2 separate regions of the Homo sapiens genome follow, and region 1 is linked to region 2. Evidence: chromatin loops called from intact Hi-C (ENCODE). Cell type or tissue: endothelial cell of umbilical vein. All regions are shown on one strand.

Region 1 (8,000 bases), 460 kb before region 2:
AATGAGGACATTTTTGGGGGACCATTATTTAGCCTATCCCAATCACCTATTGATTTCCTGGAACACTTAACATATATATTATGAATGCATCCCATTCTAGACCTCCAGGAATGGAGTCCAGAAAAAGGCATTTTAAATAAACTCCCCCAAGTTTGAAGCGTCCTGCTGTGAGAAAAGGCACGTCACTAAAGATCTTTTAGGATAAGTATAGGAATGAAATTAGTAAAACAGTGCTTTAAGATAAGCATTGACACGTTAAAATCATGCAAAAGTTAAGTAATACTAGGAGCTATTGAGTTTTTTGTTTGCAGTCATTATTTATTTATTTATTTATTTTGATAAGAGAAGATTCTGCATAGAATTTGGGTCAAAAAAAGAACAACAGAAGGCAGTTGGTTTGGGTGTGAGAGTGTAGGCAAGCCTGCTCTTCTAGTCTAGGAACTATCCTATTTATTCAACTCCTTTGCTCCTTGGGGGAATCACTGCTTCATAAAACCTGTTTTCCTATGACATTGCCTTCCAGCAAGGAACCCTCTCAAACCCTGTTGCAGCCTGTCACATGTACTGTGACAGCACCCATGCACGTGGAAAGAGATTCAAAGCAAACTCCTGAATGGCAAGATCTCCCTTCTCCCATCAGGTAAGGATCCTCCTATTTGTACTACTTTCCTTCCAGTTGTGCATGTAGCAAAGGATTCTGATTCCTGAGAGAAATGGAAAATTTCTCTTGCATTATGATTAGTCTTTAGGAGGAGAGGCTTGCTTGCGGGAGATGGCTTTCTTATTTCAATTTGGCAGTTTCCCCTAACATAAACTGATAAGATAAAATCAACCAAGCTATCAGGGGGCTTCCTCCTGGAGGCCAGGTCCTGAAGTCCTAGCAGGTGGCTCAATGGAAAAGTAGATTTCTACACCTTACATTAGGGAAACGGTTCTCAGCACAACCTGCACTTTGAGATCATATAAGAGACTTAAAAACAAATTATCCTGGCTGGATATGGTGGCTCGCATTTGTAATTCCAGGACTTTGGGAAGCCAAGGTGGAAGGATGTCTGGAGGCCAGAAGTTTGAGACCAGCCTTAGCAGCAGAGTGAGAAGCCATCGCTAGCAAATTTTAAAATTAGCTGAGCATGGTGGTGCATGCCTGTAGTCCTAGCTACTCGGGAGGCTGACATGGGAGGATTGCTTGAGCCCAGCAGGCTGAGGCTGCAGTGAGCTATGATCATGCCACTGCACTCCAACCTGGGTGATGGAGTGAGACCCTGTCTCAAACAAAACAAAACAAAACAAAAAACTCCTCAAAAACAAACAAACCAAAAACAACCAAGAAAAAAACTGTCTCTAGGCCCCATTGTGCAGATTGTGATTTAAGTTATTTGAGAAGAATACCTCGTATCGGTATTTTTAAAAAACTCTCCAAATAATTCTAATGCAAAGCCAGGGGAGAAAGCCACTGATTAGGAAATCCTAAGTGGTTCCAGGTTAGGAAATAACTAGTAGTTACAGTTGTTACTATGTTTTAAAAAATGAAATACAGTTAAGAATCCTATTTTGGGTTGTACGCAAAACTCATTCAATATATTTATTACATGGCACTCACTTAGTGATGATTAAGAGTTAGAAGGGATTTTAGAAACATTCTAATGGGATTTAGTAGAAAGAAATTGGGTTTTAGAGACAGACAGACTTGAGTTTGAATGAATTTTGATTCTTCCAATTATTAGCTGGGAAATCTTAGGCACTTAACTCTGCTAAGCTTCAGTTTCCTCATCTATATACTCTGCATACAAATCCCTAATTTATGGATTTCTTAAAAGGAATAAATGAGACTTACATAAAGCCCCTGTCATATTAATAAGCACACAGAGAATATTATTACGCTCCCTTTTATACAGAGGAGGAATTTAGGCAAAAATAAATAAATAAAGCCACACACACACACACACACACACACACACACACACACAAGCCTCCCACTGAGTGTCCTTCCTAAGTAATACAATTTACTAGCATAAAATTTGGGACTAGAATTGATGACTTCCAGTTAGAATCCAGTTCTTTTGTAGAATCACTGTAATGTGGCTGATATATTATTCAGAAATAGTAACACCTTTTCCCTTTCAATCTTGCTTCTAGAGGATATTGCCTGTAACGGCCCAGATAATCATGCCTCCGTTTCCTCCTCTTTAGCTACATAATTAAATTTACAACAGCCAGTTAGGGCAGGCCAGGGCACACCTTATACAGCAATAATAATAATATGCTCTAGAGCAGATAATAAACACGCTACTTTGAATGAGAGAATGCTGCTAACTGTGACTCCTCCCTGGCCAGCTCTAGCTGGTACCACTCCCTGGATTTGAATACGATTCTAGAACCGTGTTGCTCAATACATTAGTCCTAGCCACGTGTAGCTATTTAAAATTAAAATGAACTCAAATTAAATCAGTTAAATAATTTGGTTACTCAGTTGCACTGGCCACATTTCAAATGCTGAGTTGCCACTTGGTGACCAGTGGCTACTGTATTGAACAGCATAGATATGAAACATTTATATCATCACAGAAAATTCTATTGGGCAGTGCTGTGTTAGAGGACTTTGTATCTTTGGATTTTTTTGTTATATCTAAATTTATGAATTGAATTTGCTCTATTAATAGCTGTTAATTATGTAGCTATAAAATGGGGAAAAGTGGAATTTGATATGAAAATAAGCTGAGAGAAAGGGTACAGGAGGAAAGAGGGAATAGAGTTGATTTGCCTGAACTGACATCTGGCAGTTGACAATTCAAGCAAGAATAAACTGTCCCTTAGGTTAGTAGGCAGAAACACCCTGGCTAAAGAGTTCATTACGCTTGTTTCTGAAAGGCTGGGGATGGCACACTGATACAAAGCTCTGGCAGCCAGTTCTCCTACTGGGCTCCCGGTGGGTTCCTGCGGGCAGCTGTCACTATGGCAACGCTCAAGATTGAGGCCAGAGCCCTGAAAACAGCTGTTCTCATGCCATTGCCCCACTCCTGACATCCATCCTGAAAAGCCCTAACCAGGCAAATCGATCAATCCCTGTGGAATCCCCAGAGAGCTCAATTTAAGCACAATTTATTGTAGTAAAAAGTAAGACTTGAAAAGAAGTTCAGACATTAAACCTAACCAGCAAATATAATGTTAGGCCTCTTTCTGTTAAAAAAGAAATCAAAATATAAGTTTCCCTACATCCTGTCACTATTTTGGATTCTCAGCTGTGAAAGCACTGTCCCCTTTCCCGGCATTAAGATAAAGTTCCTCAGTTAGGGTGAATGTGGGAGTTATTGGTGCTGTTCAGCAATGTTTCTGTTCTCCTTCCAAACACATTGTAGGACAGCATGACCCAAATTTCTTTTTTTTTCTCTGAAAGATTAAAGCATCTTTGATGGGATCAATTAAGACAAAAGGAAGTAAAATGCAGTTCTATTTCTGTCCATGTAACTTATTTTGGCCAGTGCAATGTGAGCGGAAGTGACATGTGTTATTTCCAGTTAGAAACCTTTAAGAAGCAGGGCACAAGAAGCTGATTTCCTCCCCCTGCCTGCAATGTTGCAGATGGTGGAGGCTCCATCAGTCTTAGCACCTGAAAAAGGATGATGGCGTACCTCACCCACTGAAGACAGACATGGAGTGAAACCATGTTTTAAGCCATTGAGGTTTGGAGGGGTTTTTGTTACTACAGCAACAAATTTAGAATCTTCTAATACTGTGCATATATGAAAAAAAGTACAGAAAGAATTTTAAAAATCTGAAGAAAATTAATTATTTTAATGTAAAGTGCTAATTTCAAGAGTATCCTATCTATTGCAGGATCAGCTTAAATAAAAAATCTGTGTAATGGTGTGACTTTTTTCATGCCAATATTATTTGTTTGTAAACAAGATATGTCAGTCTGGGTTTATATTAAAGCAAAAAATTGGTCTGATACTAGCAATTCAATTGGTCCTCTTAGACCAATTTTTATATACATAAAAATATTTATGACACCTATAAAGAGATATTAACAAACAAAACATCTTTAAAATAAAATATCCCAGTACTTATATTTAAATAAACAGCAACATACATAGCCTGTGGGAACATTATTTGACATTTTTAAGATTATTCTTTGGGAATCCTGGGGAAAAGTTTAGAAGATAGGTGCATCATTTTTATTATTTTGGATACAACATTTTAACTTTTCTAGTTCAACTAGTTCAACATAGTTGATTCTGAATGATCTATGGATATTACAAGATGTTGAATATACTTTTAATGTATATCTATTTGCCACAGTTAAAGCAATATTCCAAACAATGAAACAATGCAAAAAAAATCAAGGTTGCTTTAAACAATGAAAACCTCCTTATTGTAAGCATATAATCTCTCCCCAAAATGCAGCTTGTTTGGATATATCAATCCTGATGTGTGGGTATGTCTCATCCATCACCTCAAATTGCTTTTGAAATTATATGTAATATAAAAGTTTAAAAATTGAAAAATTAAAGCAGGCATATTTTTTATAGTCACAAAACCATACGCAGACTCTAAACACCCACTGAAGATAAATAAATATAAAAAATTTAAAAATAATACTGGTGGATTTTATAAATATCATGGCTGGGATTTCTGTTTTTATTTGATACTCAGAAAATAAAACTTATTTTAATAAAATAAGTTTATAATAAAATTTATTTTAGCAACACACACACACACACACACACACACACACACACACACACATATATATATATATATATATATATTTTAATACAGGAAACTTAGAAATTAACCAGGTTGCCTCAGCGTTACCTCCTCCTACTTCTCTTCAGGATCTAGGACGTTCTGCCCGTTGGCCAGTAAGGGGAGCCATCACAAAGTAATTACAGACACATTTACATGACAACCTTTCCTCATAGACTTGAAGTTTGTACGAGTTTTTCTAATACACATCTTGCTTTTCAGTGAATTTTGTAGGTCAGTACTGACCACACATTGTCTGTACACACCCAGGCTGTCATAGCAGGCCACCAGATAGCAAAAGCTGCAGAAAAGCTCAGATGCTGTGCTGTTTCTTTAGAAGCCTTCTTTTCCCATGTCTCATGCTGTTAGAAAATGCTTCTATTACCCAAGATCCAGGCCAAAAGGCTCTGATCTGAGCCCTGCTGCTGCTTTAATTGTCTGCCCCTACTCAGCTCTCTTTATTAACCCCTCTCACCCCTCCCAATAGTAAATGTAAATTACATGTTTCTTTCAAGTCTACCTACCCAATTCTTTCAGGAAAAGCCATTTGTTCCCATGCACCTGGAGCTAATTCTCACTTCTTGCATTTTATCCACTGAACCAAGCTCCTGCCCTGCCGCCTTCTCCCAGACTCCCCTAGGTGCCACTTTACCTCTTCTGGAGGCCTGAGCTGATGTGTTTAAAGGCTGCCCAAGAATGAAATAATTCAACACTGAGTTTCCGAGGCATGGTATTTCTCTGTATTGTTTCAAATACCTAAAAAGATGAGGGCAAGTGTTTGAGTGTGGCACCTAGCCAACCAGAGTTGTTTCAAGAAAGTCAATAATGTATATTACAAACATGTTTTGGTGACCAAATACAGCCTCCCAGCTATAGGTCTCCCCTAGAAAAGTGAGGCAATTATCTCAATCAGTCAAGTGAAAAGGTCCATTTATGCTTCAATTCTCTGGCTAATTCAGGCAAAAGTAAAATTTTCATCTGAATGATCTCAGTAATTGGCTTGCTGCTTTGCTTTACCAGAGAAAAGCAAAGAAACAGGCTGTTCTATACTGACAGGGTGCTGGTAATCACGGGGAACTTGTGCATAGAAAACATCGATGAGAAAGCACATTAGTAGAGACTTTGTTGAGAAATTTCAGCAACAGATAGAGCCTAATCATAGATGATAAATGAGACCTTTAGCAATCTTTTTTTCCTTCCCTTCACCTGCCCACCGACCACTTTTCCTTCAGTATTTCAGGTCCACAGCAGGTATGCCACTAGGAACAAATCAACAAATCTATTATCCTTGACTTCTTCCTCTCCTTTAATTTCCATTCCACCTTCTACAGATCTTTTGAATGTTAACCCCTCTGTATTCCCATAGCCATTGGCTTAGTTCAGACAACCGTTGGTACTTTCCTCGAACATTCATCTATTTGATATTTATTGAGGGTCTTTTATATGAAGGTTCAATGCCAGGTACTGCAAATACAATGAGCAGAAAGACAGACATGAATTCTATTGATCATAGCTACCCTTAATTGGTTTACCTGCTTTCTATCTCATGCCTCTCCCTAATCCATTATCTTCCTTGCTGTCAGATTCACCTTTTGAAGTGCCAAGCCAGGCACTACTTCACTGCATAATAGCCAAAGTCCTAAGCATGAGATACAAGGAACTTGATGATCTGACATTGACTTCATAGTCATTTTCCCTTCCGGCCACTTTCTATTGGTCTTATATTTGGCCAGTCTGAACTTTTCACGGTTGCCTGTGATGGCTGCTTTGATCCAAAATGCCTCTTTTCCCCTTCATCTGGCTAATTTATATCTACAGTACTTTTTCTTTTGGTTTTAATATTAAAATTATCTTCCCTATATTCTGTCTTCCTAGACTTCTAACTTCTGTTTTCCTAGACTTTTGTCTCTTGATTCCACAGGGAATAATTTCAAGCCCCTTTAGCTGTCTAAAGAAAACTTGTATTCTGTGTAAGCATTCATTCCTTTAACTAGCCCTTTGTTGTGTTTTTTAGCTCCTTTACTGTTTTGATCATTCTCCTCTGAACACATTTCAGTAAGTGGATATTCCTTTTAAACTGCAGTAGCCATAATTGAACTTGGTATTCCATGTGTGATCTGATTTTCAGGAAGGAAAATTCCTGATCTGGTAAATACACATGTTCCTTTTTAAAACCCGAGCTCAAGACTTTCCATTGCTCTCTTAACTCCTACTCTGGATTCTCTTGGATACAAAATCATGTCTTTATTTTCTTCTTTTGAATCCCAAATCTGGCTGTGATGGATATGGAGATGCACCACTCAGGTTTCTTTCAGGGCTGACTTGTTACTTCTTTTTCAGAGATGACCTCAGTTGCAGAGTGATGCCTTGTTCAAAAGCCCAACCTTCCTTAGCTATCCATATCCAATGACTGACCATGGAGGACATATAAAGATCTGAAAATTTTGGCTCACTAGGGGACAACTCCAAAGGGTCATATGGCTCTGGAGTTCTCTGAGGGTTGGGCTGAGGCTCTGTCACGCCTGCTTCATAATTCATCTTGTCTCTCTGTTTGATTGCTTCCTCCTCCTGGCTTCCACAGCTGTTGAACCTTCATAAATATCTTGCAAGTCCAACTCCATTTTAGAGTCTTTAAAAACCCAATCTGACATTTGGTATCAGAATAGTCCAAAAATGAAGTTGATAAGATAAATTTTGAAGCTTTATCATTTGTCACTTGGCTAGTAATGTGAACTCCATCACTGATGGTACTGAGGCACAAATAATCCAATGGAAATGAAAAGACCCTGAAACAACAGAGAACAGGAGGTGCCACATAACTGCTGAAAAGCAGGTGGATGCAATTATCATAATGAGCAGCAGAGCCAGAGTGGCAGCCAATGGGGCCTGACCCACAGACAGTCATGGAGATGGTTAATAGAAACTCATAACCCTAGGGACTAAATAGATGGGCAGCCAACAAGGATACTTTGGTTTATACCATCACGAGAAATTAGGGTAAATAATTAGAAGCCCTAATTATTGAAGGAACTCACTCCAATAAGGCAGTCATGCCAATAAGATGTTGTAGTCTTTTGCCCACTTTCCAGATCTGAGTTAGTTTTCAGACCCAGGACCCACTGACTAAAGAAATGGCCAGGTCCCTAGGAAGAAAGACCCAGCTACACAGTGCAAGTATTATGATGATGATTCCCCCAGTCCATCTTTAAAAGTACCTACAACTGTTTACTTGGGTGACTTTGTACAAGGGAAAG
Region 2 (8,000 bases):
TTTAATAATAGTTTTCTACACTTTTTTACTCTCCTAATCTTAAGATTATGCCCCCAGTCATCTTCACTTCTCTTTTGTTCCCCATTAATGTTTAATTATGTATGACCTAATTTTGTCCCACAACTGCATGCAGATCTATACATTCAGCCTTAACCACTAATCTGATACATGGATATAACATGTTCAGCTCCTTATAAAACACCCCAGTGTATGAGTATGTGTCAGTATGTCAAATGCATAACACCAAAAGCCAAATTCATTATCCTTACTTTTACTGCCCCAGGGGAAAAAAAATAACAACTGCAACAACAACACCGACAACAAAAGCTTCAAACAGATTGGGTTATTTACCTTTCTCTACAGTTTCCCTATACGATGCCTATAGTTCTCCATTTTCTTGTATTTACTTGCCTCACCTATGTACCTGGAATAAGCAACTTTCTGTTTTTCTTTATTTATATCCAACTCACTCTTAAAGATCTAATTTAACTGTCACATCCTCCTAAAATCTTTTCCTCTGAGCCCCCCATGGACAGAAATTAACATTATTGTTTTGTTCTGAATCCCAGGATGTAACATGGTGCCTGGCACAAGATAGGTGCTGATATTCCTGTCCCATTCACTTTCTCATCTTTCTTCATTCCTTATTTTGAGATATAGTGGTATCTGCACATGTATATTTGCATGTTAACCTCCCTGAGGTAAACTCCTTGACTAATTATTTCTTTATCTCTACCATGGACACTTGGTTGGTACGTGGTATTCCACAAATATATGTAGACATGACACATTTTAATCCCTTTCTTTTCTCAAGATATTGAAGAAGTAGGGTAAAGCCTGTGCCTAGTAAGTGAACAAAGGAGGAAAGGCTTGGACATGAGATGATATTCTTATAGTTGTCAATAGATTAACCTATATGTACAATCTTTTCTATTAGGTAGGAGGGAAAGCCATGTGGCCATCCACATCATTCATGAGCATAGGGTAGAAGAGTATACACCACCTAATAATGAAAAAGGCATACTAAGAAACAGAGTTTCCATAGTTGTCATTCAGTTTTCTTGGATGCTTTGACAAGAAACCTAAGAAAATTGAGCACTGCATATAATATGCCATTGAGCAACAGTATACTGAAAGAAACTCTATTTTACAGAATATAACCAAACACACACACACATGCACACACACACACACACACACACGCACAGTGAATATCATCATACCTGGTCTATGCCATCCTGATATGTTCACACTAGAGGTGAATTGTGTTACTGCTATGGAAGATGTGGAACTGTCAATCACTGTTCTAGCCTTGCCTTATTGTAATTTAGTACGTGACTCTGGGAAATCCACCTTATCTCTCAATTACAATTGCTTTTCTTTAAATGATAATGGGGATAAATGGTTAAATATCTGTAATTCTAAAAATCTCCATGTATATGGAGCCATGTAGAACTACAAACTCTATAGATTCCACACATTTAAAAAACATGTTTTTTTCATGGTTTGTCCAAACCATTTTATAAAATCATTCCCCATAGCTTTCACAACCTCTGACATGGCAAAACTACCTCTTTACAGGAAAACAATGACTGAGATAAAAACATCCTGATGCACCTCCACCGCCTGCCACCTCCACCATCACACACACACACACACACACACACACACACACACAGCTCTTTCCACAGGAGAAAGAAGTGAGGCATTTAAAAACAATCTTACAAAACTATTTTTAAAATATTTGTAAAATCTCTTTAAATTTCTCTAAATGAAAATCAGTGGTTTTTAAATATAGGATTTCTATATGTCTTTATTCCTGTTATTCTAATAATAATCAAGCAAGGATTTAAGGGAAATCACGAGAAGCAGCAGAGAGAAGCAAGGCTGTTGCATGCAACTTCCACCTCCTGAGTCATTCCACTCTTTAACACAGATAATGTCACATGACCTAAAATAATTTAAAATGTGAGCACCTTCTATAATATCAACTATTTAAAATGGCCACGGTTCTATTATCCCAAATCCAATAAAATACAGAAAAAATCAATTTTCATGGCAATTAATTTGTGTTCAGCATACTCCTCACATCCATACTGGGGGAGGAGGGAGGGTCTATAGTCTCATTCCAAGTCTATTAAACACATTACATAAATCTTGATTCATGTGGGAGAAATGACTTACGTATTATTTCTAAGAGGTAAAAATAAAGACATAAACAATCTGTACCATCATAGCCAGCAGAAATCGTTCAAAAGGCCTTTGGACTCAGAATATTGGCTTGCCTCTGAGGCTGCAATCAGAAGGCTCAGCCCTGAGCTTTGGCAGAGCCACTGCCATGTTAATCTGCTTCATTATATCTCTACAATTTGTTCACTGCATTAAGGAGCAGTATTTCCCTTGTGAAAGGAAAACCCATCCTTCACTTTGAAAGCTTTACCTTTAAAAGGTAAACAAATACAGCCAGAGACAGAGACCAACAGCTAGAAAGCCAAAGAAATAATAAAACACGGTATGTCATAGTCAGAGCTCATTTCAGCCTAGGAAGATTTTAAATTGCACAACAGCTAGAATTAGAGCTTTTGAATCTCTTAGATCTGAATACAAGCTAACAAAGCACACATCTTATATTAAATGTCATTCTTAACATAGATAACAATCCGTGGATAAGTCAAAAATAGAATCATGCTGGCTTACCTGAAATAAAGAAAAATGTAAATCATAACACAGAATCCACGTATGTGTTGAATATAACAGTCTCCAATGCAATTCTTCAGAATTTTTACTGGAGTAGAAAGTAAAATCTCACATGTGCTCTATCCTCATTAAAGAAGAAAAAAACAAGAAAGGATGACCACAGCATCCTCCCTCCTTTGCCTTAGCTTTCTGTTCTGACAGTCATTCGATGGTACCCAATGTCTGTTAGAAAACAGCATGCTAAATTAGAAAAATAAATAAATAAAGGCAGCATCTTACATGACAGCTCCATCTCCTGGTCAAAAGTGGAACCATCTTAATTCACGTTCCTTTGGCTATGTAGCAGTCAGCACATAAAATTAAATGATGTACAGCCCATAATTCCACTCTATTTGAAATCAACTACTTTAATTAACTGTAATTTAAACATTTAAGAAGAATTATAGTATGAATTTTTAGAATTATAATTCTATTTTGGGGATTCAAATTTCTTTACATTATGTTTAAACTAAATGGAAGCTTTTCCCATCATTGAAAACTTAAGATTTATTTAACTTTATATACCATCTGAAAAAGTAATATGTATCTCCTATAAAACAATTTTAGATGTCAAGCTTATTGATAATGAACATCACATCTCTTTGTGGAGAAGTATAAGTTTTTGTCACTAGAGAAGTTAACACATAACACTTGTGTTGCTATTGTTTGGAGGAATGTTGAAAGGTTAAAGATAAGGCAGGAAAATTAAATGACTTAAAGGCAAACTTGAAAAATCTTTAGTTAATCTAATCTAACTACAAAAATACAGACGACAAGTTACATGCAACATGAAATTTGATAATTGTAGTAGTATACTATAGTGTGTAGTTACATCTTCTTAGAGAGATAAGAGAAAATTAAATTGTCAAAAGAATCCATTTGGTAAATGACACCATTTATAGAATCAAAGTTTTACTGAGCATATGATGTTCTCAATATATGTTTGTTTAATTAATTATTCTTCTTATGAACAGTTGTGAAGGCCAGGATCATTTTTTTAAAATTTGAAGTAAAAGGATAGGCATTTTTTTTCTCCCACTTTTTTACAACACCATTTTAATTTGGGGCCAAATCGATCTTTAATTTCCTATTGCAGTAACGCTGTCCATGGTGCTGAGAACCAATTTTAGAACTCATGGTGAGTTCTAGGTCTTAAACGGGTCTGAAATACTGTCTTTGTCAGATTTGATATAAAATTTACCATTAAAAGTCCCCAGATCAGCCAGAATAATTGATAGTATCTAATATAAAAATAGTTAAGTAATTTTTTTATCCACAAAATATGTATATACACATGTCCATCAGAAGCCAAAATGCTGATAAATACATTTAATAAAATACATGATTGCAAGCTACACTTTCTTTGGATTCATAATATTTTATTTTCTGTGTGCTAAAGTTATACTGAATAGATTGCTTTAACATAAGGTTGTTCCCACACTATTAAATAGACGAGGAAACCAAAGCCCACTCTTCAGTAACTTATCCAGTATTAATAAGCAAGTCAGAAGAACAAACCCAGTTTCTTAAATTTTACCTTACTTCCATTTCTACAACATTATTAAGATGTATTAGTTTGGTTATGAAAATATATTTTTAACACTGAACAAATAAATAATTAAAGTGACTTGGTAGATCAAATTATTTTAATGTATACACTCAACTATTTCATCTCACAAGTTTCCTGCACTATCATAAGATACATAAGCTCTCAGGGCACATAATTATGATAATTTTGCCAAATTAATTTGCAATTTCAACAAATTACTCCTGATGGCCAAGAAGCTTAAACCTGTAAGATTAAAGCCTAAGATGCCACAAATATGAAATATTATTGATACTTTATTTTTAAAATCACGGGAATTTTACAATAATTTATATAAAATTTAAATGTTTTTCTTAACACAGTAATCATTTTTCCCCATAGTCTTGAGGGTAAATTTTATCCTTAGGGAAGATGTGACTAACTGATCCTGGGATTTTGTGTACCTCTAGGCACGCCACCTCATGCCCCCAGGGATACAATATCCCAGTTTCAAGACCATAGGGTTATATGACACAGAAACTGGAGCAATCCTTTTCAACCCTAAATCATATCACATACTCTTCTTCTCAAAACTTTTTAGTAGCTACCCATCTCCTTGTGAATAGTCTATGCCTTCCCCAGTGTTCACAATGCTCACAATCTAGACTCCTTTACTTCTCTGATGTTATTCTTGCCCTCACTCACTCTACTTTAGCCATTTTATCTTCTTTCTCATTACTCAAACATGGCAGGTATGTCCATTCCTTAGGAGGCGTCCACCTTTTAATCTCTTTGCCTGGAAATCTCTTACATGGGCTCCGTATGGCTCACTTCCCTCATTCTTGTCACAGCTCACAGCTGCCTTCTTACTGAGACTGGCCTTGACCCTCAATACCACACACTATCCCCTCCTCTGGTTTTTCCCTTTAGTATTTAGCTGACATACTAAATATTTTGTCTATTGTCTGCCTCCTCCAAGAAAAATGTAAATTCCATGAAGGCAGAGATGTTTGCCTGTTTTGATCACTTCCATAAACGTGGTTCACAGAACAGTACCTGAAATATAAGACCCACCCAAATAATGAATACATGTCCTAGACATAGAAAATTCATACATTTTTATTAATGCACCATAGGAATGCTATTATTTCTGTGTGTGGATTCCTATGTTCTTATTAATACATACGTCAGAGAGTGTGAAATCAATGAAGCAAATGGCATGTTCTTTGAGTAAACTATTTAAACTATGTTTAATTCATATACTTAAGCAGAAAACAGAACATATAGTGAATATTCCATAAATATGTTAGGTTAATGATGCCAGTGTTGAAATTAGACCACTGTGGTCTTGAATTGTTTTTAATGGAGTTCTGACAAAATTTTGGTAAAATATTATTGAACAACTCTTATGTTAGCACTTTTTTTTCCAGGATAAACAAACTTTGAGGTAACTATTGTAATTTTATTTTTATGGAAAATGTTTAATCTCATCTAGAAAATTTTAGCTGTTTTAAAATAAGTTGTAAAAATAGCAACATGTCACATGGTAGACATGTGTGCGTGTGTATACAAATATATATATACATATATACACACAGACACACAAGTACATACACACACTAAATCTTTATGAAATCAACTTCAGTTAGGCATTCATTTCGCTAGTAACAACAAACCAATGCCACATAATTTCTCAATAACATGTCTCTTGGGCATTGCTTTAATGATAAAATCCACACCTTTATTTTGGCAGCTTGATTTTCAAAATCATTTTAATTTATAGAGATAAAAGTAAGTAAGTCTTATTTTACCTCCATTAAGTTGTGCATATTGACTGTTATTTAATTTTTTTCTACCATTTATCATTCACCCAGACTTTTAAATATCATCCATCTGATTCAGAAAATAAAAGACTAAGTTCCTAGTTTATACCTAATATTTGTTTACATTTTTCTTGCCTCACTTCTTCTTATTTAAAATATCTGCATTGGAGAAAAGCAAATGAACAGACATTTTTAAATGGCAATTTCATTTGTACAGTTTTAGTCACCTTAAAATATGCTAACCTCTTTTAAATTATTGGTCACCAACATCAAGACAGTTTTAAAAAGTTGAACTCCATATCTAATGTTTTTCCTGCACTATTATCATTAGAGAATCAAGGACCTGTAAGCCAAAATGGGCATATTTTTATGCCATGTTCAAAGACTGCTAATACTGATGAGGAGGACAGCTTATTACACTAGTTCCAATTAGTATGAATTGTTGACATTTAATAGTATGTTATCAAAAGATGAAGAAAAGGAAAAGAAAAATTGGGCCATCAAAAGGACATAATTTCCATAAACAAAGTCTGACAAACAGAATAATTCCCATAATTCCTTGAAAGACGAGGTGTTACAAATAATGTTATAAATATATAACATTTATTGAGCACTTTTTATGTGCCAAGCAATGTGCTAAGTACTGTACATAAATTATCTCATTATTCCCAGCAACAGGTCTGTGAAGTAGATTTTTATCTTTTCCCTCTTAGAGATGAGAAAAATAAAGCCAAAGTCCCTCAGCTAGTAAACGATGTCTTGACCTCCAACTCAGACCTCTGTTCTCAATGCTTATGTTCTATTTGAGTTCTACTTAAGACACAGGAGATGTAAACTATGAAGAAGTGATTCCGTTGACCTTTGGAATTTATGTGCTTTTTGTCCTCAGCTCCAGTTGTTCAACAGTTGTGTAAGCCAAGGGTAAAACAAGAGTGGAAAAGAAGGAAGGTCTTTAGGAGTACCTCCCTTCAGTGTGGTATTTCAGAGCAGGTGATGGATTTGCAATGGATGCAAGGATTGACAGAAGAAGATAAACAGAAGGAACTAGAGTTATTAAGGAAAATAAATTGTCAAGAAATTAATGAGTGAAAGAACAAGGCAGAGAGGTGAAAGAGAAGTGCAGGACCCATAGAGCTCTGCCAGAGACCCTTCTCTTCCCCGAAGATGGCTGTCTGAAAGAGAGCAGCATTCCATGATCCCCTGAGCAACAAGGAGTTCTCATCTACAAGGCTCACATGATCCTGTTACCAACACCAGAAATACACTAATGCTAGCTGGTAGCACCTTGCTGAGGGTAACTGAAATACACAAAGGTTGCCCTGACATTTCTCATCAGTAGGTCTACCTTTATTGTGGAGTAAATAACTCAATATAGCATGATGAAGAAACAGGTAAATTGATATTCTCTGAACCCCATACTAAAATGTGGCACCAGATGTCCACAAAAATATCCCTGAAAGACGAAAGACTGATTGTAAACTATAAAGTCATTTCAGTGTTCTTACGGCAGCCATTGTTTAGTGTTTAATTTTTCTAAGCTTATCATTGTCATTATTGTTAATAATAGTAATTATCAGCCAAAAAAAAACTGCATTTGGTAAATTCCTAAATTTTTGTTCTGACAATTTCACCTCTCTCAGTGGGGTAGAAAACACCCAGATAGAGAACGATGATCCTGTTCTTAATTCAGCCCAGTGAAGAACTTCAGGAGGCGCTTCCTAGGCTTAGTTATGGTATGGAGTGGAGACAGCACAGACAATTGGAATTCTGGGGGTTGCACTGAGCAGATAGCCCTGTTGCCCATCTGTAGGAAGCATTAAAGTTGAACCTACGGAGGGCAGATGGAAGTCTTAATTATCAGAAGAAGCCCCTATCCTTATTGCATTTGTTACACCATAATAAGGTACAGGGACCAC

Evidence for each region. A loop is a pair of places that touch in the nucleus more often than their neighbours do. Peaks named below come from ENCODE experiments on the same cell type or tissue, not always from the same donor. Only the 100,000 strongest peaks of a DNase experiment are listed, where the experiment ranks them.
Region 1: a loop joins it to region 2, with 17 times the contacts of the local background. A loop is called at or near these places in 5 of 110 quality-filtered maps.

Annotation. Positions count from the first base shown.
Region 1 is chr2:165,695,677-165,703,676 of GRCh38, reverse strand. No RefSeq gene overlaps it. Among named protein-coding and RNA genes, the nearest start is that of GALNT3, 95 kb to the left of the region's middle. In endothelial cell of umbilical vein, a CTCF peak has its summit at 4,880 (motif pointing right); a DNase peak (open chromatin) is centred at 4,966; H3K27me3 peaks cover 623 bases.
Region 2 is chr2:165,234,338-165,242,337 of GRCh38, reverse strand. It overlaps SCN2A (sodium voltage-gated channel alpha subunit 2), which reads right to left and starts at 2,924. Exons shown (of 27, transcript NM_001040142.2): 1 at 2,698-2,924. In endothelial cell of umbilical vein, a CTCF peak has its summit at 3,016 (motif pointing left); a DNase peak (open chromatin) is centred at 2,997.